Regions from separate parts of the Mus musculus genome. Here regions 2 and 3 are each linked to region 1. A link is a loop called in an ENCODE intact Hi-C map of the cell type or tissue named here. Cell type or tissue: heart. All regions are shown on one strand.

Region 1 (8,000 bases):
AAGGCATTTACAAATCTGAAGTGTTTCAAAACTTCAAATTTATAAATTTGTCTGGTCTCAGATATTTGTGAATTAAAGACATTGACAAATTCTTTGAATAAATACCTTGAGATAATTTTAACCCACCCCCCCTCTCTTTTTTGGTTGGTTGTTTTCTGAGTAGCTCAGGCTGTCCTGGAACTTCCTCCATAGATCAGGCTGGCCCTGAACTTAGAGATCGACCTGCCTCTGTCTCCTCAGTGCTGGGACTAATGGAATGTGCTGCCACTGACCAGCTGAAGTTCTATATTTGTAAAGTTCAGATTTTTTCCCCATATGATTTACTATGTATAGGAATCATTTGTTCTACCATCTACAGCCATGCCTTTATAACAGTGAATACATTATGGTGTGATTTTTAGTTGAATTTTATTTTTAACTCTATGTTTGTGTTTTTCTATGTAGGGTATGTGAATAAGTGTGTAGGTGCCTTCAGAGGTTAGAGTCATTGATCGGAACCCCTGGAGCTGGCATAACAGCTGGTTGTAAGTTGCCTGCCTGACATGGATGCTGGGAGCTGAACTCAGGTCCTCTGTAAGAGCAGCAAGTAGTCTCAGCCATTGAGTTGGCTTTTCTGCTCCCGTGGTGTAGTTTTTAAAGTTGTGCATTGTTTATGGTTAGAAGAAAAAATTTCACTTCTTTATCATTAGTGTGCATGTATGTATGTATGTATGTATGTATGTATGTATGTATGACATGTATGTGGGCATATGTGCCATGGCACACATGTGAAGTATGCATGTATGTGTGTATGACATGTATGTGGGCATATGTGTCATGGCACACATGTGAAGGTTAAACACAGTTTTTGGAGGTAGATTGCTCCAGTCACCTTGTGGGGCTTAGGGATCAAACTCGGGTTGTCAGGGCTTTTAGGGCAAGTGCCCTAAGCCACTAAGCCATCTCCTAGACTCTGCAGTGTTTCTAGTTGGATAGAAACTATTTAAAACCAGTTCTACTTTGGGTGTTAGAATAATAAGGAAAAGAATTAAGGCTTTGGAATGAGTAGCTTCACGGTTTTCCTTTGACACATATAGTTTAGAAGATTTTGGGGTTACTATGATGATTTTAGTCTGGTAAAGATTCCATATTATTACTCCATGTTTCTTGGAGAGAAAATGTATAGGGGAACAAATAAGAAATCAGTCCATAAAGATTGTTTCCCCCCTGAGAGATTAAGATTCTTTGAGGGAGCTTTCGTCTTGTTTTAAATAATGCCCTTCAATATGAGACATTTTTCAGTTTAGAAGAAAATCTTTCTTTTAGATAAGGTCTCGATTTGTAACTCTGGCTAGTCCTGACCTCAAGGTGTAGCCCAAGATGTCCTTGGATTTGTGACAGTCCTCCTGCCCCTGTCTCTCCTGGCTGAGTAGATAACAGGAATGCACCACCAAGCCCAGCTTGGAAAGCATTTCCTGACGGCTGATTCTTTTGAGGTGTCAGGTGCAGTTTAAAAGAACAGTGACTCCATTTGAGTCTGTCTTTAAAGACTCACACACTTGCATTTTGGGGAATATACTTAGGAAGGCTCAGTTTTGCAAGTATCACCCTACAGAGACTCACCAACTTTCCCCTTAATGGGTTTTATAAACTAAGCATGGATGCCATCCAGGGGAGACTCTTCAACCGGAGCAGAATAAGGAATGTTTGAGGTATGTTACAATGTTTCTTAGAGTTACTGCAACCACAATAGATTCTTGCAGATCCTTTACTGTTATTACTTGCCATTGTTGTTGGTCTTTGAGGCTGGGTCTCATAGAACAAGGCTGTCCTTGAATTCCCTATACATGACCATGAAAGTCTCCTCCTGCCTTTGCCTCCCGCTGGGGTGGCAGGTGTGCACCACCATGTCAGCTAACCCTATTTTATTTCACTGTTTTGGGTAATAATACAAGATCCACGGGGAAGAAACTGAGGATTTCTGGGCTCCTGCATCACCTACACAGTTTCCCTCTCTGGTGCTAAGCTGAAAAATAAAGGTACTAGGAATGGCTATCGTTTTGATCAGCTCTCTCGTTGGATGACAGGGGACTTATTTTGGGAAGCTTGGGATGGCAATTAGTCATGCATTGGGAACTGTGAGCGCTCTTCCCCTAAAGGGAGAAGCTAGACATTAAACAGAATGACTGAATGCCTCTGGATTGTTTTTCTTATGCTTCATTCAAAGTCATATCAATTATATGTGAAGCTTTTTTTCCTGCGTCAGAGCCATCCGTTCTCACAGTGGATTCTAGAAGGATGTGATCACTCATGTGTTGTCTTTGTGGGTGTCGATGGAGATAGAAGTCTTTAAACCCTTCCATTTAAAAAATATTTTAAGCAGTTCGTAACTTTGTAAATCCACAACATTCAGACACCAGTGGTCGTCCAGGTTTTACAGTACTTTGGGTGAGCATGAACTTGCAAGAAAAAACTAGTCTTTGAAATGCTTATAATTTGCTCTTTATTAAATTTTATTTATTAATTATGATGACGATGTGTGTGTGTGCCTGGTGTGTGCAGTGGGACACACGTCCCAGCTAGGGGGTAGACATCAGAGGACAATTCTATGGAGTCTCTTTTCCCTTCCTCCACGTGGATTTTGAGAATGGAACTCAAGCACACTTGTACAGCAAGCACTTTACCCACTGAGCCACCCCACCATCTCTAAGTTGTTCGTTTATGACTATACTTGTTCTAAACATCTTAAATGCGTTCTTTAAAATCTTGTCACAAGTCTTTGCATTATTATTTCATTCACTCAAGATAATTGTTGATTAGTGAATTATCTTTTGAAATGAGAACATTTTATTCCACTAGAGAAGTTATCTTAATTTTTTTTCTCCCCTCTTCCTGGCCGAGGGCAATAAAGTCTGTACAACCCCCAAACTCTGTTAGGAGAAATCTAAAATTTATTTAAATAAAGCTTAAGCTCTGGGCCTCCCAATGTCAGCCAGGTTAACATGCAAAAGTATAAACATAACTAGAAACGGAACAATTGTATTTAATACCCGTCAAACTTATATCTAAAATATTGCCATGGATTCAGAACTCTGAATTCCAACCAGATGTCTTTCCCCACTATTACACAGGTCATATATATTTCAGTTTTTAAAGTTCAAACCCAGGGGATCGACAGCATAATTAGATTGAGAACATCTGTGGTAAATCCATACCATTTCTCCGATCGTTCCCCACGAGAGGAAATTTGCTTGTTTTAATGCTCCTGCCCATTTTGTCTAGCCACCTTTAGGTCAAATTTTGCCGTTCTTGCTGGCCACCGCACAAACGTAGATGGCCTTTAAAATGCAAGATAGGGAGAAACGGGTAAGCTCTAGGAAGCTTTAGGTGGCAAAGGAATTGCTTCCCGCCTGGATCTCGGTCAGGGTGTGGCCAAGTACGAGGAGCTGGGGTGGGCACGAGCATTGGGGCAGTGGTGTGTGTGTGTGTGTGTGTGTGTGTGGGGGGGGGGGGTACCCTGAGGACCCGAGTGTCGGGGAGCCGCTGCCCTCTACTGGGCGGTGCGAATGGAGCTGCAGCACGGGCGCCCGCGCGTTCCGGCTCCGGCGCCTGACTCCCTTGCAGCTCGCGGTCACCCGAGGTCCGCAGTGTCCCGCCTGGCGCCGCGTCACGGCATCCAGACTTGAGGTTGGCTCTGCGCCTCCTGACGCCCGCGCGCTCCCACGCACCTGCTTCGGGTGGCTTCTGCCCCTCAAAGGCTGCGACTTGGGAGTGCAGCCCGGTCCCGACCGCTGCATGGACACAGAGGCTTTTGGGTGCAGTTGCAAGACCCGGGAACACTTGTATTCTTTAAATCTCGGGGGGACTTTCATTTCCAACCTCGTTCTCCAAAAATATCGATCTCACCGCAACCGAATAACGCTAAGCCCTCAAACTTGGCTCAGAGAGCAATTATTTTCTACTGTCATGTTTGGTGTTCCATACAGACGTTATTTACATATAATTTTCAAGATTAAGGAATTTAGGGATTTGTCTTAACTAATTACACGTTCACCGAAGTGCAGCAAAGTGAAAACACTGTGTTCCTACTGTAAACGCAAACTCTCTGGTGTGAATAAATCCATTAAAGATGACGATCCTGAAACGCGTGCTTTGGGTCTAGAAGGAAATGTAAAGAGAACTTCCTTCCCCCCACTCCCGGTTTAAATGTGAGCGTTTTTGTTTTTTTTTTTTTTTCTTCTTCAAAACTTAGGAACGAGCGCTCAGTTTCAAGTGCACTGCACGCTCTCAAACTTTCTGCCTGCAAAGACGGAGGCGCGGAGTTGTGTGAACCCCAGAGGAAGTTTCTGGGGTTGTGTCGCAGAAGCATGGTTGGGACAGAGTTGTGCTCCAAGACTTGCCCCAGTCCTGGCGGACGCTGGAGCGGCTCTGAAGGGTGGGGAGGCCGTCGCCACTCGCTGATGTGTCCCGGTGCAAGTTGGGGATTGCAACGGAATGTGTAGGACGTGAATGGGAGTCGCGGCGGCAGCAGCCGCAGGCTCCAAGGCTTGGTGGTCAACCCCCTCCGCCCCCTTTACCACGACACAATTGCACTTCCTTGAATATGAAACACTGTTCACGACCGCTGTGGTCTGGAGGTCCCCCAGCTGGAGCGCATAGGGGAGCGGAGTGAGGTCACCCGCAGCCCCGGCGCGCGGGCTGGCCGGTGGGGTCCCGACCGCCGGCTGTGCAGGTGGGCTCCGCTCGCTCCACCGCGCGCACCGTGCGAAAGAGCGCAGCGCCCGCGCCCCGCTGCCGCAGCGCAGCCCACTGTCCTCAGGCGCGCAGAGCGAGGGGCACCTTATCCTAAAGCGCTGGCCACCGGCGACCGCGACCTTCCCGGGGGCGGGGGTGTTGGGGAGGGAGGGCGCCCTTTAGGTGAGCTGCGGGGTCCGGAGGAGACCCCGCAGCGCCCCCTCGAGGCCGGGCCGCCGTAGGGTCGCAGCGCGGCCTGGGAGGGGGGCTTGTGGCGGGGCGCGCGGGAAAAAGGGTGAGGGGTCGCGAGGGCCCCGGATGCCCGCGCTCGGGCTGTGGAGAGAGAGCGCGGCGCGCGCGCGTCAAGGCTGCCGCCGCCGCCGCCGCCGCGTTTCCCTCAGGCTTCGGACTCCATGGCTGAGGCGGTGGCGGCGGCGGCGGCGGCAGCGGCGGCGGCGCCGTGAGGAGGAAGGAGTCCGCGTCCGCGGTGGCTGAGGCGGCGGCCGGCTCCAGGCCGGGTTTTGGCGCCCGCCCGCCTGCTGCCTCCTGGCGGCTCCTGAACTCCAGCCCCCTCTCTATCAGCCTCTCACTCCGTCTCAATATGTCTCAAGATGGCGGCCAATGTGGGATCGATGTTTCAATATTGGAAGCGCTTTGATTTACAGCAGCTGCAGGTCAGGCTTCTCGGCGCTCGGCCTCGCGCCCGGGGGGTGAGGGCTGCGGGCGGTCGCGGCCTCCCTCAGGAAGGAGGGTGACACTCCGGGCTGCCAGGGCCCTGGCGGGGGTGCTGAGGCGACGGGGGAAAGCAGGAGGGGGGTGCCGGGAGAAGAGCGGGGCCGAGTCGGCGGCGAGTCCCTCGGGCTCCCCGGCTCTCATTGATCACTCGGCTTGATCAGAAATTGATCCTCTTTGTTCAATTCATCGATCAGCCCAAGATGGCGCCGGAGCCGCCAGCCGCCACCAACATCTTTGCCCCCCGGTGTCTGCCCCCTTCAACCCCGGAGGGTGTCTTCCTCCCCACCATCATCGCCATCATCATCCTCATCGTCCTCTCCGCCGCCGCCGCCTACCCCGCGCGCTGTCGTTGTCGCGGGACCCTGGTGGAGAGGAGGGGGGAGCGGCGGTCCCCCCCCCCCACGGGGGCTCAGTGGGAACTCGCGCGCGCTAAAGAGGGGGACGCGCCACGGGGTGGCTCTGGAGGGGTGGCAGGGCTGCAAAGAAGGGGAGCTGCGGGACGCTAGTCCCCCTCGCGCCAGTCACGTCCTTCCTTCCCCCCGGCTCAGCCCCGTCGTATTCCCGGGGAAAGTTTGTGGGGAGTTGCTGGTGGGGGGTGAAGCGCCTGTCTCTCTCTCTCTCTCTCTTTCCTCTGTCTCCTGGAGGAGAGAGTCGCGGACCGCCGCCGCCGCCGCCGCCACTGCCCCGCCGGCGCGGCGGAGCTGGAGCTGGTGGCGCTGTGGTGCCGCCGGCTCCGGGGGAGGGTCAGATCGGCCACCGGCGGCTGGCGGCGGTGGCGGCGACGGCCAGGCTGGCGGGTGGCCCCTTGTCGTGAAGACGGCGGGTGGCTTGGAGCTCCTGGCTGCTCCTTGATCGTTCCCCTTGGGCCCAGCTGCCACCATTCCTCTTTCCACTACTCCCGTAAGGGATTGTCAACCGGTGTCGCCCCGGCCAGGGCACCGGCTACCCGGTGTGGCGGGTCCCTCCCCCACCCCGTTTGTTTACGTCCCGGGGCCAACCCGCAAGCCCCGCGCTCTTTTGTGTGTCTTCTGCGTGAAAGTGACTGCGGAGCTGGATCTGTCCCCCTTTTTTGCGCCCGGGGACTTCCCCGGGAAGGGGTTGTGGGGGAAGCTTTGGAAGGGAAAAACTTGGCTTGCGGGGGGACACCGGTGGGTCGCGCAGAGTGCGGGATCGGCCCGGGAGAAGGGAAAAGGTGCGGGAGAAAGGCTGCAACTTTCCACCGAGCGCAGGCCGCTGCGTGACCCGGTCTCGGAGCGCTTTTCCTCCGGGGTCACCGATCGGTGCAGCCAGACTTAGCTGCGTGTCTCAGGGACTTCCAGGGCTCCCCCCTCGGTGACCGATAGCTTGCATCACTCCAGCCCCTCACTCTTTTTCGCGAGGGGTGTGTTCTGTCCTCTCTGCAAAGGGGCCCCAGGAGTTATGGAGCGCGCGTCAGGTCCGCTCCGAGCTGCCTTCTCCAGCCCGGTTCTCGAAAGCAAAGCCCCGGGGGCCCCGCTGGACTGTAAGGAGACTGATTGTGGTTCCTCGTCGCCTCGAGGGGATGGTATCGGGGCTTCCCAATCCGCGGCGGAGCTGCCTGCGTGCCCAGAGGATGCTATTCTGCCTGCCACCCCTCATCGGAACCAGCTGCTCGCCCTCGGGGTCCTCCCTGCTAGTGCTAGCTCCGCGTTCGCGGCGCCTGGACAGCCCCAGGATTCTGCCAGGTGGATGTTGTGCGTAGCCGGAGCCAAGTTGAAGGTGAGCGGCAAGTGAGCCCTCAGAGCTTTGATCACTGGGAACACCAGAGAGATGGGACAGTCTTGTGGTCCATAGAGGCAGCCTTGCCCTCTGTGTGTGTGTGTGTGTGTGTGTGTGTGTGATCTTCCATAACATCTCTAGGGAACCGCCTTTGCTCCCAACTCTAAAGTGTGCTTGAACATGAACTTGAGTGAACTTTTCTAAGCCGGAGGACTGGTGATATTTATTAACCCACAGCACCCTTAGGAGTCTGAAACAAACGAACTCCACATGTAGGCCTGCAGGAAAGGAAGGCGATTGGATTGAAACATCTATAGGTGGAGTGAAACAACTTAACTGTGCTTGCTTTTTCTGCTCTTGCCTACGTGAGGACGATAAGGCAGACTCATGCTCGTTATGAAATTTCCTCCCATTGCTCTCTTAACTAGGAAGACTATGTGAAATATGTATTTCTGATAAGATTAAAGCTTAAAGAAGTTTTGAGTATTTATTGACTAAAATGGATTACACCATAGTCTATTGTGTAAATTAGATTCCTGAATGTAATGAACACCGCCGGATGGCATTTTTTGATTAATTGGTCTACCCTATTTTAGTAAAAATAGCTCCCTTTTACCATAATTTAATTCCTGTGCTTACTGTAAAACCCGTTGTGGAATTTTAAGAAACCTTAATTCCCCCCCCCACCCCACCCCCATGTGACATCCTAGTTTAATATCAATAAAGTTCTTTTATTGCACATTACCAAAGGCGGCCAGAAAAATGATTTTGGAGTTATTAGAGTTTATGAACTGGGTGTATATTAGTGTCGTCCC
Region 2 (8,000 bases), 370 kb after region 1:
AGGACTCAGCAGGGACACTCATGGGCTACTCTTGGAGAGGACCCAAGTTCACTTCCAAGTAGCCATGTCAGGAGGCTCACAACTGCCTGTGCGTCTAGCCTTAGGGAATCCGCCACCTGTGACCTCTGCTGGTATACTCATGTGTGCATCTCCATCCACACACACAGTCACATAATTAACGAGAGCCATACACACACACACACACACACACACACACACACATTAAAGTTTTATGTGTGAAGATGTTTTGCCTCTATATATGTTTATGGGTCAGAAAAGGGCACTGTATCCCCTGCAACTGGAGTTACAGATAGATGATTGTGTCAACATATAGGTGCTTAGACTGGAACCTGGGTCCTCTGGAAGAGTAGTTAGTGCTCTTAACAGCTGAGCCATCTCCCCAGCCCCGATCAGTTGTTTTTTTTTTTTTTTTTTTTTTTTTAAGACTTTTTATTATTATATCTAAGTACACTGTAGCTGACTTCAGACACACCAGAAGAGGGCGTCAGATCTCATTACAGATGGTTGTGAGCCACCATGTGGTTGGTGGGATTTGAACTCAGGACCTTTGGAAGAGCAGTCGGTGCTCTTAACCACTGAGCCATCTCTCCAGCTCCCCTGATCAGTTTTAAATACTTTTTCAACTGATGGTTCCATCTTTTGGTTCTTGGGACCCAGACTACTACTACTACTACTACTACTTCTTCTTCTTGTTCTTTTCTTCTTTCTTCTTCTTCTTCTTCTTCTTCTTCTTCTTCTTCTTCTTCTTCTTCTTCTTCTTCTTCCTTCTTCTCCTTCTCCTCCTTCTTCTTCTTTGGTTTTTCGAGACAGGGTTTCTCTATGTAGCCCTGGCTGTCCTGGAACTCACTCTGTAGACCAGGCTGGCTTTGAACTCAGAAATCCACCTGCCTCTGCCTCCCAAGTGCTGGGATTAAAGGCGTGCACCACCATGCCCGGCCCATTGATACTTCTTGATGGACAGCTATACAGCTAGGCAGGCCTCAGAGTAGAAAACCCTGGAAGGCAGTGTCAAGAGACATACAAGCCTTGCAGCCATGCAGAGCTGAAATGTTCATTGCTAGTCACCTCCACCATGAGGTATTCCAGGCCTGCACACGACTTCTGGCTACTCCTATTTTATTTTTTAAGACAGGCTCTCATGTAGTCCAGGATGGCCTGAAGCTCACTTTGCAGCCGAGGTTGGCCCCGAGTGCCGTGATTACAGGTGTGCACCAATACAATACTCTTTGGTCTCCTGCCTTTGGAGCTTGTTCACTGGGGTCCCAGTCTGGGTTTCCAGCCAGGAAGATAAAGCAGCACTATGGATGGAGTTCCAGGGCCCGTGGGGCCTGAGTGGTACATTGCTGCCCTCTGGTGGTAGTATGTAGTACTCTAGGTCCAAAGCCTGGGAAGAGAGTCCAGAGATGAAAGAAAAGTGGGATCTGGGTGCTGCCTTGAGGAGGCACCATGTAAACTGTCCTGCCAGGATGTCATCCCCACCCACCACGACTTTTGCCATGACTCACGTCTGCGAAGATTTGGGGACAGACCACTGGGCGTCAGTCTGTGTGATCCTGAGGCAAGCAGCATGGGTGTCAGGTTTTTTCTCTCTCTAATAAGGAGTGGAAGAGGAGGGGGAGGAGGAAGGGGAGGAGAAGGGGGAGGGGAGGAGGAGGAGGAAGGGATCAGGAGGAGGAGGGGATCAGGAGGAGGGGAGGGGAGGAGAAGGAGGAGGAGGAGAGGGGAGGGGAGGAGGAGGAGGAGAGGGGAGGGGAGGAGGAGGAGGAGGAAGAGGAGGAGGAGGGGGGGGAGAGGGAACCTAACAGCAGTGAAAGCCACCAAATGCACACCCCACACAGAACAAGTGCAATCATGGCTGTCTGCAGAAATCAGGTATTAGAAAGGGTTGTTATGGGGTTGCAGCTTCTAGAAAGTGATTTGGCATAGGATTTAAGTAAACACGCTTTTACTTAGGACAAGATGTTATTAGGAATCAATTCGCTGATTATATATTTAAATAATAATGTTATTATGTACAGTACAGGGATCGGAAGCCGGGACCCGTACATGCTGGAACCGGTACCTGTACATGCTGGGCAAATATGGCCATCGTCAGTGACCTCACTGGTGGACTCTGGGCACGTCTCTACCACGGAGCAGAGCAAGCCCTCAGTTCCTTTTGTCCTGGCTGTGTTTTGAGATAGAACATTACTATGTAGTCCTGGCTGCCCTAAACTTGATATGCAGACCAGGCTGGCCTTGAACTCATAGAGTTCTGCCACCCAAGCACTGGAATTAAAGGTTCCTAGCATCATGACTGGTGCCCTTAATTTTTTTTTTTCAGACAAGGTCTTGTGATATAGCCCCAGCTTGTTTTGAAATCTCTGTCCCTCTGCCTCCTAAATACTAAGATCACATGTATGTGCTACTGCACTCCTCTGGATAGTTTTCTTTCTATCTTTCTTTCTTTTCTTTCTTTCTTTCTTTCTTTCTTTCTTTCTTTCTTTTCTTCTTCTTTCTTCTTCTCCTTCTCCTTCTCCTTCTCCTTCTTCTACAGGCTTGTGCCTTTAGGCCATCTCCCATAGCCTGAGTCAGGCATACCTGCCAGCAGCTCTCTCTGGGGTAGAGTTCAGAATCAGTCAGTGGTGTGATCTAGCAGCTCTCTGTTTATGGCATCTTGCCCTTCTGTGTTTTGTGTCATATTCACTGTGCTGAACTAAACCATATGGTGAGAAACTTTGTGCTGCCCCTAAAGAGTTACCAAAAAAGCCCCTTCCTATGTTCTGGGAATTTGGTCACTCCTGGGTGTGGGGGGGGGGATTGCTGCAAGATTATCCTGGATTTCTGAAGAGGCTCCTCTGTACCCCACACACTACCTCTTCTGACTTCTCTCCTTTCTCTTCTTCACAGTTTTGTTTTTTTCTTTTTTCTTTTTTTCCAGACAGTGTTTCTCTGTGTAGCCCTGGCTGTCCTGGAACTCACTCTGTAGACCAGGCTGGCCTCAAACTCAGAAATCTGCCTGCCTCTGCCTCCGGAGTGCTGGGAGTAAAGGCGTGTGCCACCACTGCCCGGCCTTCCTTCCAGTTTTAATGAAGCTCCTCTCCAGGTTCCAAAGGGAAGCCTCTTGCTCCCTTTAAGGCCCCACCACGTTCAGAGATCCATATACTGTACTGTCTATTGTTCTCCCTCCATCTCCAGCAACAGTCAGCTTTGAGGCCCTTTCATTCTAATAAGCTTCTTCTAATAAAGGACTTGTTTCAGTTTCCTTGCCTACAAGATGTTACTGTTACCATCTTGGGTTTTTGTTGTTGCTTGTTTTGTTGTTGCTTGTTTTTTTGTTGTTTGTTTTTTGAGACTGGCTTTCTCTGTGTAGTTCTGGCTGTCCTGGAACTCTCTCTCTACAGACCAGGATGGCCTTGAACTCAGGGATCCATCTGCCTGTAACTCCCTGGGTGCTGAGATTACAGGCCTGCACCACCACTGCTGGCTCTTAACATCTTTTACTATAGGGAGCTACTTCAGTGCCTCACGCATGGTCAACAAAACACTCCACCACCAGAAGGCCGCAGTTCCATCATTCTCCATTACTTTCACCTTCAAGTGAAAGACTTGAAGTTAATTCCTCGTCAGGTAGATTGGAATGGCAACTTCCTTTATTCTAAAACAGACTCACATACTCAGGCTCGACTGGTGGCGCTGTACTTTCAGCGTGGCCAAGGAGATCGGGTCTGTCTTAAGAGTTCAGTTACAAAGGAGATTATAAGATTATTATAGGAATCGGGGTGTGAGAGGCTGGCGGATCTCCGAGAGTTCGAAGACAGCCTGGTCTACAAACCAAGTTCCAGGACAGAGATATACAGAGAAACTCTGTGTTGAAAAACAAGACAAACAAACAAAAAAACAAAAAAAAAAAAAAAAAAAAAAAAAAAAAGGAAAGGAAAGGAAGGAAGGAAAAGAGGGAGGGAAGGAGACGATATGGAGAGGGCGGAGAAGGGGAGAGAAGAGGAGGAGGAGGAAGAGAGAGTGGGGTAGGGAGAAAGTAGAATAGATAAAAAAGAAACGGAAAAAAAAGACAAAGCCCAGGAGCGAGCGAAACTGGGAGGGACGTGCCAAGAGTCCCAGAGCAAGCTGTGCGAAGTCCTTGGGGACCTGAGACGTCGCCTGGGGCCAGCCCACTCATCATCACTAAAGGCCGTCTCTTCCTCTCCGGATGTGAGAATCAGGCAGCCCTGATTTGTTTTGAAACAGGAAATGAAATTAAAGTGCTATGATCAAAATAAACCACACTGACCTCGCGTTCATGAATATTCAAGCAAGCTGCTTAGGACTGCCTCGTACCTCCGAGGAGAGAGTGCGCATGCGCCTCAGGAGAGCGCCCCTCCCCCCGGGGGTTTGAGAGTGCGCGTGCGCGGTTGGCGCGCTCTTCTGTCGTCATCAATACGAGCGGCCGCCGGCAGCTTTCGTAAAGGAGTAGGAGAGCGGCTATGGCGAGTCCTGCTGCCGCTTCTGTGAGACCGCCCAGGCCCAAGAAAGAGCCGCAGACGCTGGTCATCCCCAAGAATGCGGCCGAGGAGCAGAAGCTCAAGCTGGAGCGGCTCATGAAGAACCCGGTGAGTGGAAGTGGGCCGAGGCGCAGTCCCTTCACCCCGCCGCCAGACCGAGCAAGGCTACATTCAGTCCCCCTAGAGCAACCCTGGGGCGGAGAGGGCGGCCCCGTGGAGGGAGCCTCGCTCCTGTTCTTGTCCTACAGCGTAGCTGCACGAAGGCGCTGCCCAGCCCTCCACACCCTCCTTTTTCTTAGTTTGCTGTTTGCGGTATCATGGCGTTGCTCGTGCTGTCCACGTTCCGTACCGAATCGGCTTTGTAAGATAGGCAGACCTCGCATCCGGGCTCCTCGCATCCCGGCTCCTCTTACCTTATCTTCCCTACGAGCTGGGATGACAGCCCTGCGCTACTATTCAGTATTGCTTCACAGCCCTTTCTATTTTAATATATGAACCAAAGCGGTGGGAGCTGGGTATGGTGGTGCACACCTGCTATCCCAGCACTCTGGTGGCTGACCCCAGAAGTTTGCTACAAATTCGAGGCGAGCGTGGTCTACGTAGTGAGTTTCAGATCAGCTAGACAGTGAGACCTATCTCAGAAACCAACAAAACCCAGAATCGATGTCTTAGCAAAAGTGTACAACTCCAAATAGCAGCCATTATTAAAGAAGCATTGGACGCCAAATTTGGACCACATCACTCTTTACCTCTTCAATGGGCCTCGTAAAACAGACAGCTCATATCTTTGACTAGAAGAGGTTGGCTCGTCTCTTAGTGACGTAGATTCCAGACTTGTTTAGCGCAGGAGAACTTTGGCCCACGTTAGACCCCATGGTGTAGTGGATGAAGTAAGGCCAGGGCAGCAGAACTACACTCAGTCAGCTCCAGATTTGAGAAGCGTGCTCAGTTGAGATCGTCAAACGGGATGTACCTTCCTCAGCAAGTGTATGTTCATAGATGCTTTTCTGTTTAACTGTTCCAGGACAAAGCAGTTCCAATTCCAGAGAAAATGAATGAATGGGCTCCTCGAGCGCCTCCAGAATTTGTCCGAGATGTCATGGGTAATGTCTCTTATGGGTGTCAGGGGTTTATAGTTTTTGTTTTGTTTTTTTTTTAAAGATTTATTTATTATATGTAAGTACACTGTCGCTGTCTTCAGACACTCCAGAAGAGAGAGTCAGATCTTGTTAAGGATGGTTGTGAGCCACCATGTGGTTGCTGGGATTTGAACTCCGGACCTTTGGAAAAGCAGTCGGGTGCTCTTACCCACTGAGCTATCTCACCAGCCCCGGGTTTATAGTTTTTAAGGGGAAATATGAAACACTATTTTCTTTTCTTGTCAACTAGATCTTTGATAGGAAAATTAGTCTGGGGCTGGAGAGGTGGCTAAGTGGTTAGGAACACTGCTCTTCCATAGGTCCTGAGTTCAATTCCCAGCAACCACATAGTGGCTCACAACCATCTGTAAAGCGATCAGGTGCCCTCTATTATATATATGGAAAACTATTTTGTCTTTACAGGAGACAGCACTCCTTGCTATTTTATGGTTTGACAGTAGATAATGGTTTCCCAGTTATGCTTTTGGTTTTGTTTTGTTTCTTGTGGTTAAACCATTTTATTCAGAGGCTTTAAAAGCTGCTAAAGTGTCACATGATCAGACAAACGGACTGGGCAGGGAAGAGCTCCAGGCCCCCTCTTCAATACGATGTTTTGTTTTTGAGGTAGGGTCTCACTGTGTGGACCAGGCTGTGCTTGAACTCATACTCCTCATGCCTCTGCCCCCTAAGTGCTGGCATCAGAAACATCCACCGTTGTCCTAGTTAGGGTTTCTATTGCTGTGATGAAACACCATGTCCCACAGCAACTTGGGGAGGAAAGGGCTCCCATATCACAGTCCATCATTGGAGGAAGTCAAGACAGGAACCTGGAGGCAGGAGCTGATGCAGAGGCCATGGTGGGTGTCTTACTGGCTTGATTAGCCTGCTTTCTTATAGAACCCGGACCACCAGCCCAGGGATGGCACCACCCACAATGGGCTGGGCCCTCCTCAACAATCACTAATTAAGAAAATGCCCTACAGGCAGATCTCCTGGAGGTATGATCCGCCTATGACTTTAGCTTGTGTCAAATTGACATAAAACTAGCCAGCAGAACCATTGTACCTGATTTTCTCATTCTTTGAAATGACATCTTATGCTTTTTAAAGATTTTATTTGTGTGTGCTTGTGCACATGTGCTTGTGCACGCCGTGGTGCCTGTGGAGGTCAGAGGAGTCAGTTCTTTTCCACCATGGAATTCAGGTTTGGCAGCAAGTGCCTTTATCCACTGAACCATCTCACCAGCCTCCATTTTTAATTTTTCCTAAGTGAAAACACACTTGTTATATAGTAGATTTAGGTTAACATATACTAAGTAGAAGCAAATAGTACAGCTTCAGAGATAGAGAGCTGGCTCAGCAGGTAAAGTGCTTGCCACCAAACCTGACGCCCAGAGTTCTATCCCTTGGGTCCAAGTGGAAAGAAAGAACTAACTCCTGTAGGTTGTCTATGACCTCTGTATTCATGCTGTGGTATTTATTTCCTGCTCTACAAATAAACAGATGCATAAATGTCAGGTTTTTAAAAAAAATGTCAGGCATAGTGAATGCACTTAAATACAAACTCTCAGAAGTTAGGGCCGTGGATCTCTTTTGGTTTGAGGCCTTCTTGATCTATATATAGAGTTCTAGGCCAGCTAGGACTACATAGTGAGTCCCTATTTCAATAAAAGGTAGAACTAAGAAGATGAGTTAGCATTGAAGAGTGTGTACTTGCAGAGAACTCTAGTCTAATTCCCAGCATCCATATTGGCCAGCTCCTGGCAGCTCCAGCTGCCTGTAACTCAAGCTCTGGAGGATCTCGTGGACTCGGTGAGCACGCCATGGGCGCCTGCATGCATGTGCACAAACCTACAGGCAAACATACCTAAACACTTTTTAGAAAAGAGCCACCTGCTGGGTGGGAATTACACATGCTTTAATCTCAGTACTCAGGAGGCTGAGGCAGGTGGATCTCTGTGAGTTCAAGTATGCAGAGCAAATTTCAGGACATCGAGGGCTACACAGAGAAACCCTATCTCTAGAAGCCTAAATAAATAAGCAAACCACTTGACATTCCATCATTCCACATAAAATATTCTACTACAACCTCGTGAACCTCTCTGTAGTCAAAACCATTTGTTCAAGAAAAACTGTTGCTACCCACTTCTTTTCACCTGCAGTATCAGAAGTTTGTCAACCATTAGGGGTCTAGCAGGTCACTTGTGAAATCATGGAGGGATGCTGAGAGCCCTTCTTAAACTAAAGTCTGCGCATTTTATGTCTTTTTTTTTTTTTTGTCCCGACCCATCGGCCAGTTGAACGGGGACTTGAGCGGCCACCTGGAAGAGAATGGGGGAACAAGAAACACAAAAAATGGA
Region 3 (8,000 bases), 240 kb after region 1:
AGGGGTCTCATGAAGGAGACTGTTAGTTCTTTCATACTTCAGGGACACAGTAACTTATTTTCCTCTGAAATGTGTCCTTTATTCTTCCTTACTCAAATGTAGAAGCCCTGGGGACAGCACCAGGGCAGAGGCAAGCCCTGGAGCCAGGGCCAGCAGCTTCCCAGCTTCTGTGGCCGCCCTTGGTCAGGAGGAAGCCATTCATCCTAACGTGTCTAACAGGGCTTCTAAGCTAAATGTTTGGATTGCAGAGAACCCTGGCACCTTGCTGGGCCACAGCAAACCCAAACATTACAGAAGGAAATGAATGTTTTTACAGATCCAGTCAGTTGTGGGGCCAGGGGTGGCTTCCACACTTCATCATGGGCTGAATGCTGCAAGTCCCTGGCTTCAGTCTCTCAGCCACAGCAAGCAGGGACTTCCCTATCTATACCTTCCCATGGAGGCCACCACAGGCATAGAGCCAGCAGGAAAAAATGGTCTTTCATGGCAGCCCATGGAACTCAACTGGGAAAGAGTAGAATCCATAACTGTGGCCAAGCCAGAACCAATGCATTGAATGCCTCATAGAACTCTGATTCTAGAAGACTGGAGGGGAGGGGCTCAAATATTAAGAGCTTGTCACATGAGCATGAGGTGCCCACATACATGCCAAGCACTCACAGGTACCTTTCGCTCCACCCACCAACCTGCCACTCTTTCATGGACACTGAGCAAGTCAGGATGTGCTGAAGAGCCCTGTGATGTGTCTACAGACAAATACTAGTTCAAGGATCAGTTACAGCACACCTGGCCACTCTTTAGCCTATCGGAACTTTAATATTGGGGGGCAAGGCCATCTGTGAGGCCAGCGTCAGAGAGTCTGCTGGTGCAAGGAAGAAACTAAAGGGCTAGCCTAGACCTGCCCTCTTATTCCCTCTGCTTGTGCATCTCCTTTCCCGTTGTACCTATAGCTCTTTCATTCTTAGCCTCTAAAATAACAGTCTCTAGTATCCTTGCCCAGGCTCAAACCTTTCCATCCACCTCAGCCCCTAACCTTTCTCCATTCTTTCATTTTATTGTATCCCACTATGGAACCAAGAGGAGACAGATGTGAGCCAAAGAATTGTCTTGGGAATGTGTTCATATCTCAGTTGACTTTTGTAGGACAGCAATGTTTACAGGTCAGCCTAGGATGAGGAATTTGTGGTTCAAGTACCCAGGGTTCTGGTGATAAACCCTAGATCCATCAAGACCTGCTCTGTGTAGATCAACTGTTTGACCTACAATCCCCAATACCTTAACCTGGGCTTGATCTGGCCCATTGTTAGGTCTAGGTCACCTTTTGGCTGGTTTTATAGACTGCCAAAGAACCCTTGAAACAATGTTTACAATTGGCATCTTCCAGAATGGAATGGAACAGATCCATTAGAATATATACATGATTCATACTGCACATGCCAAGCTGGCCTCTGACTTCCCTGAAGGCCTCTTTTCTTTTCTTTTCTTTTCTTTTCTTTTCTTTTCTTTTCTTTTCTTTTCTTTTCTTTCTTTCTCTTTTCCCTCTCTTTCCTTCTTTCTTTCTCTCTCTCTCTCTCTCCCTCTCTCTCTCTCTCTCTCTTTCTTTCTTTCTTTCTTTCTTTCTTTCTTTCTTTCTTTCTTTCTTTCTTTCTTTCTTTCTTTCTTTCTGAGACATGGTCTCATATGACAGCCCAGACTTAGCCTCCAACTCATTATATAGCTAAGGATAGCTTTGAACTCCTAATCTTCCTGCCTCCACTTCCAGAATTCTGAGACTGTGATTGTATACCACATACCTAATCCCAGGTCATCTGTCTTATGTGCCCCACCCCCTTCCCTGATCCACAGCTCTGCAAATCCTATTGTGAAACTTTTATGTTTTAAAGTTTTCATCCAGTTGTAAACTGATACTTTTTAAGACAGTAAGAAGCCACCAGGATGTCAGTTGGTTCTAGAGTCTCTTCCTGCCATTCCTGGGCTTGCCTCATAGCCACCAGCTCACTGGAGACAGGCACCCCATGGGTATGTGCTGGATAGGATAGTATAGGTAGACTATATCCAGGGACAAGCCAGTGGGGGATACTTAGGAGCTCAGCACCAAAGAGAGGAAATAGAACATCATACACATTAAAGAACCAGAACAGGATCTGCTTGGCACACAGATCTGCATAAACTTCCATAGAAAGGGCCTGAATTTCCCCAGACATTGTTAGGAAAAGTCACTTCCCTCAGTAACTGGCTGTCCCCACATGTGCCATGTGCGCTATGACAAACACCTTGGGCACAACTAGACAAGACTAAGATGAAGGAACATGCTTTGTCCTCTACCTCTTGTGTGTATGGGGGCTGGGGAGCAACTGGTTCATGCTATGGAAGCTACACGCCAGTCCTCATCCATACAGTCATATGCAAATGTCTCTACTCTGCAGAAAAGCTTCCAGAATTAGTCAGGAGCCATAACTACTTTTAAAAACATTTTTGTTTGGTGTTTGGGTACAGGGATCACTATGTATCCCAAGCTGGTAAACTCCATCCTCCTGCATCAGCCTTCCAAGGGCTGAAATCATGTGTGTGCACCACCACACATAGACCTGACTTTACAACTCAATGAAAACAGAGTCATTGAGAAGCCAAGCTACAGATTGGACTTTAGCTCATTTTTTAATACCTTTCTGGCTTACGTGTTATGTGTTTTTCACACAGCATTTTAGGGAATGATGGGAGGTTGTGGAGGAGGGTTGATTTGGGTTTTTTATGTATATGGGTACCTTTTCTACATGTACACCTGTGAAGTCTGTGAGTGTCTGGTGCCATTGAAGGCCGGCGAAGGGCATGGGATCCCCTAGAACTGTGAGCCACCATACATCCTAGAAACTGATCCTGGATCCTCTGGAAGAGCAGCCAGTGTTCGTAACCACTGAGCCACCTCTCCTGCCCCCTTTTACTATTTTCTGAACATTTTATATTTTATTTTTATGTGTATGGGTGTTTTGCCTGCATATGTCTATGCACCATGTGCATGCAGTGCTCATGAAGGACAGAAGAGGGCACTGCGTGCCCTGGGACTGGACTTAAATACAGTTGAGACCTTCCAAGTGGTTGCTGGGGAAAGAACCTGGGTCCTCTGGCAGAATAGCCAACTGCCCTTAACCATTGAAGACATCTCTCAATCCTCTGAAGACATTTTTAACAAATACTCAGGCTGAAACAATGGCTCAACAGATAAAGGTTCTTGCTGCCAAGTCTGACAATCTGAGATCTAAGTCCTCCAACTTGTGCACACGCATGCATGGGGGGGCAGGACATTAATGAGTAAAAGAAACAGTTCATTTATCATAAGCATTTCTAAGCAAAGGATCCACCAATGTGTATATTCCTCATCTTTAAACTCCATGCTAGTCCAGAGTGTTTTTGAACACCCATAATCTTGGGAAGTGAATACAGGATGATTAAGAATTCAGAGCCAGCCTCCCACCCTTCAGGTCTCTGCTCACATGTCCCTAGCTCAGCGAGACTCTATGGACCAATCTACTTTAAAGAGCCTTTCAATGTACATCCTTAATCCCAGCTCTCGGCTGGCAGAGAGAGGCGGCTTCCCATGAGTTCCAGAGTAGCCTAGGTTTACATGGGAAGACCCAGGCACTGAATAAATAGTCTTTCTGACTTTAACTCTCATATCCTCCCTGTTCCAGTGTTCTGTAGTCCTTGGCACCACCTCACATGTAACAAGTTGGTGTACTTCAAAGGTGTGTCTAACTTGCCCAGCCCCACTAGACTGAGCCTGCAAAAGACAGGCTTTTCTTTTTTCAGTTGCCACATGCCTAGTACAAGGGAGAGAGATTCTGAGAAAATATTTGCCCAAGTAACAGATCCAGGTCACAGCCATGCAAAGGCAGGAAGTCATGTCCACCCCTGACTCCTGCTGATTGTACCCTCCTATCTATGTGGCTTGTGCTTCAGTTGCAGGTGGACGGGTCCCCAAGCTCCTCCCCGAGAGCCAGTGCTGTCTCGTCATTGCTTTGTCCTTCCCAGGAGCAGGCCATAGAGGTGCTGACCCGATCCAGCCTAGAAGTAGAGTTGGCTGCCAAAGAGCGGGAGATCGCCCAGCTGGTGGAAGATGTGCAGCGACTCCAGGCCAGCCTCACCAAGCTACGTGAGAATTCCGCCAGCCAGATCTCACAGCTGGAGCAGCAACTGAATGCCAAGAATAGCACACTCAAAGTAAGGGCGTGGTGGGGACGAGAGCATGCGTAAGGTGGGGTTAGCAAGCATGGATGAGCTTTCATGAACATACTGGCCCGTGACCATAACCTTGACAAGCTCCAGCCCATGTCAGTTCTGAGCAAAGTCCTAGATTCCTGGGACAGAGAAATTGAGTCTGACTCCCACTACCACTCCTGGCATTTTCCTTGTAATGCACCACTCCCCCACAGCAGAGAGCTCCCTGGTACTTGACAGATGCCTGACTGCTCCTGTCTGCCCATTGCACTACTCTACCACTTGAGACCTCCCAAGACTGCACAGCACCCGGCATTGCTGGGCACTCCTTGTGGAGGGCTCAGCGGCCAGCCTCACAGTCAAGGCCATCTCTGTAGGTTTGTGTGCTTTAACAGAGCTGCTGGGCATCCCAACTTTCTCCTGTATGAGTACCCAGCTCACAAAACTACACAGAAGCTACACAAACTACACAGAAGCCTGGAGATCCACAGAAAACACATTTGAGCCCCCATGAGTTGACAGTCACTTCTTTGTCAGTATGTACTGAAGGCCAGTGGCCTGGAACTCGATGTTGCCTCAACCCATAGAGCCATATGCCGTCCCTTCTGTCCCATGGAATTCTAGGCAATCGAGCAGACACTGGTTTCTAAGTCTTTTTTTTCTTTTTTATAAGACAATCTCCCTAATGCAGAGCCCAGGACCTTTTACATATTCTAAATAATAGTAATTACACTTCAAAGTACCAGTCGAATCAAGTGCAACTTAAAGATGGTTCTGGAATCCTAGATTGCTAGGTGTTAGGCCAGGAGGGACTCCTGGGAGGTATGTTTGGCAGACAAGAAGGCGAGACTAGCACCATTCAGGGCTCTGGCCAGGCTGGAGGACCTCCTGCTCTTCCTCCAAGATTTTCACCCAAGGCTGGCCTGCCCCTCCAGGTATCTCCTTGCCCATGCATGAGTGAGTGAGGTCAGTAAATGAAGCAAATCTAGCTCACTGAAAAATGGAGGAGGCTAAGTTGAGATGGCTCAGGGGTAAAGAGCACTTGTTATATAAACATGAAACCTGAGTTCAAATCCCCAACACCCATGTAAAAACCCTGGCATGGTTCTAGGCACCTGTCTATAACCTTATTGCTGTGGGGAGTGGAGACAGGAGGATTGCTAAGACTTTTTGGCTTTCCTTCAGTGAGAGACTTTTCTCAGGTGAAATGGCAGAGAATGAGGAACAAGACAATCAATGTCCTTCTCTCTCCATCTGTACATGCATGCACTCATGCATGCGCGCGCACACACAGACACACACACACACACACACTCACACACAGACTAAAATATGAGCCTGTACTACTAACTACTGGGGAAGCTGAGGTGGCAGTAGTGTCATTAAGCCTAGAAGTTCCAAGCCACTCTTGTCTGTTACAGTGAGACTAGTCTCAAAATGGAGGAGGGAAAGATGGAAGGAAAGGTTTTCTCTTATATGAAGTGATTCTAGTATAGCATGATGGTGCATGGCTAGCACCCTAGCTCTTAGAAGACAAGAACAAGAAAGGAGAACCTGTGAGTTCTATGCCAACCTGGGCTACCTAGAAAATTTCCCATTGTGTTTTGAGGCAAAGGCTTTTCTGAAACCTTGGGCACAAGGAGAAGGCATAGCTGGCTGGCCAGCAAATCCCAGGTATCTGCCTGTTTCTACTTCCTGCACTAGGATTAGAAAGTATGCCACATGACTAGCTTTTCTATGTGGTTTCTGGGGTAGGACTTGGGTTTTCATGCTTACCCTACAAGCACTTCACGGACAGAAGCATTTTCCCCACCCTTTTCTTTTAGTGATTTTTTTTTTCCTAATACATGACCAAGTTTAACCCTGAACCTCATTTTGCTGTGAGTTTGTGGCTGATGCCAGCAGCACCACAGCTCTGCCAGGCTAGTTTCTTTCTCCTTGGCTTCTTTGGCAGGGATATCTTCCACTTGCCCAGGTGTCCCTGAGGAGAAGGCCCTGGGCTTGGGTAAATGGCTCATAGCCCAGCATTTCCTCCTATCAGCTTGCCCTGGCTGGCGTGAGAACGCAGGTTTGACGTCTCTGCCTTGGATGACATCATCGTTCAACTGTTTTTCTGGGTCTCCTCTGTCCCAGTAAGGGCTTGACTCAAGTGCATCCTGCCCATTGCTCCCTGGCAGAGCTGCAGGCTGTCAGCCCTCCAGTTCTCATACAGAGCAATTTCTTCCAAATCAGTTAGGGCTCTAATGTTTGCCTTTACACACACACACACACAAAATGAAACAGAGTTGCACAAATTAATGTTCTTATCGTGTCTTGGGGGAATTCTTTAATACTGCACAGTTAATGAAACAATCCAGCAATGCTTCTTTCCAAAAATCATCCTCCCTTCCTTCCCTTCATCTGATCTAATAATCAAAACATATCCTCTAGAACAAGACTTCTGATTTTAATTATCTTAACCCCTTGTTGCCAAAAGTAAAGATGGCTCTGATACATATCAAAGCCATACACAGAAGGCCTCAGGCCACCAAATGGGCAGATCCCCTGCTATATCCTATACTTCCCCGCAGGGGTGAGGTTGACTGAATGAGGTATCTTCTCAGGATTTGTTTCTTGATTTTGAGCAGAGCAATGTGAGTGTATATTTAAGACAGATTTCACTCTATAACCTTGGCTGACCTAGAGTGCTCAGTACACTAGGCTGGCCTTGAACTCACAGAGAGATACCTACTTCTGCCTCCTGAGTGCTGGGGTTAGGTCTCTGCCACTCTGCTCAGCCATGGCTTCTTCTTCTTGTTCTTTTTTTTTTTTTTAATGTGCATAATGTATAGTCTCTGATTTAAACTAAATGTAGACACAATCACTAGGGAGATATTTTATGAATAAGATGAATAGGTTTGTCACCTTCTCAACCTGTCACCTGATACTTATAGTGAGGAACTCTGACCTTCCAGTCATAGCTCCTGTAACACCACAATGATAGCTTGTCTTATACTACTGTGCCTTTCTTCTTCTCTTCCTCCTCCTTTTTTAGACATGGTCTCATGTACCACCTTGGCCTGGAATTCACTGTATAGCCAAGGCTGGCCTTCAGTTCCTGCTCCAACCTCCCAAGAGCTAGGGCTATGGGCATGCATCAGCACACCCATTTACTATGAGATGTTTCTTTCTGGTTTTTCTTTCTTCCCACGTCCCCCTGCTCCGCTCAGCTGTTTTGTTGTTGCTGTTAGTTTGCTTTTATTTATATTTTCCTGCCTAAACCATATTTTTTTCAGCTTTGAGGGGCAAGTGATTACAGAATATGTGCTGAGGGACTGGAATCAGGGTGCAGCCTGGAAGCAGCTCTGATAACAGTCACTTTGAGAGAGCAAGTCATACAAAGTTGATGGTTTCATGGTCTAAGCAGGGTCCATGTATCCAAGGCTGGTCTCAAACTCATTTTATACCCAATTATGACCTTGAACATCTGCCCTACCTCTGGAATTCGAAAATTACAGGTGTACTGCACTATGCTCTCTTATGTGATGCTGTGGTGCTGGGGGTTGAACCCAGAGCTCCATGCATGCTATGCAAGCTATGCAAGCACTCTACCGACTAAGCTACATCCCCAGCCCATAGGCAGAATCTTGAGTCCTAATATGATTGCTGGGTTTTGTTGTGTTGTGTTGTGTTTTCTAACCAACACATTTTACTGGTGTTATCTGTAATTGGGTATCCCAGGCAACTCATTAATTGCTTCTCGTGGTCCAGCATGTTGAAACTGCCCTATCCTTTCTCCACCATGA

What was found. Hi-C counts contacts between places; a loop is a spot of excess contacts. Peaks named below come from ENCODE experiments on the same cell type or tissue, not always from the same donor. Only the 100,000 strongest peaks of a DNase experiment are listed, where the experiment ranks them.
Region 2: a loop joins it to region 1, with 2.9 times the contacts of the local background. A loop is called at or near these places in 2 of 42 quality-filtered maps.
Region 3: a loop joins it to region 1, with 4 times the contacts of the local background. A loop is called at or near these places in 4 of 42 quality-filtered maps.

The regions. Positions count from the first base shown.
Region 1 is chr5:136,564,565-136,572,564 of GRCm38, reverse strand. It overlaps Cux1 (cut-like homeobox 1), which reads left to right and starts at 5,075. Exons shown (of 23, transcript NM_001291234.1): 1 at 5,075-5,387. The coding sequence starts at 5,325. In heart, CTCF peaks have their summits at 3,569 (motif pointing left), 4,980 (motif pointing left) and 6,145; DNase peaks (open chromatin) are centred at 3,554, 4,914, 5,264, 6,104 and 2 weaker places; H3K4me3 peaks cover 4,801 bases; H3K27ac peaks cover 3,457 bases; H3K27me3 peaks cover 1,370 bases.
Region 2 is chr5:136,195,385-136,203,384 of GRCm38, reverse strand. It overlaps Prkrip1 (Prkr interacting protein 1 (IL11 inducible)), which reads left to right and starts at 4,431. Exons shown (of 6, transcript NM_025774.3): 1 at 4,431-4,610; 2 at 5,527-5,605. The coding sequence starts at 4,485. In heart, no CTCF peak of the experiment used is centred here; DNase peaks (open chromatin) are centred at 1,404, 3,640 and 4,314; H3K4me3 peaks cover 2,252 bases; H3K27ac peaks cover 1,716 bases.
Region 3 is chr5:136,322,968-136,330,967 of GRCm38, reverse strand. Cux1 (cut-like homeobox 1) reads left to right here. Exons shown (of 23, transcript NM_001291234.1): 11 at 4,036-4,218. Among named protein-coding and RNA genes, the nearest start is that of Mir721, 49 kb to the left of the region's middle. In heart, a CTCF peak has its summit at 3,029 (motif pointing right); DNase peaks (open chromatin) are centred at 4,117 and 6,267; H3K27ac peaks cover 295 bases.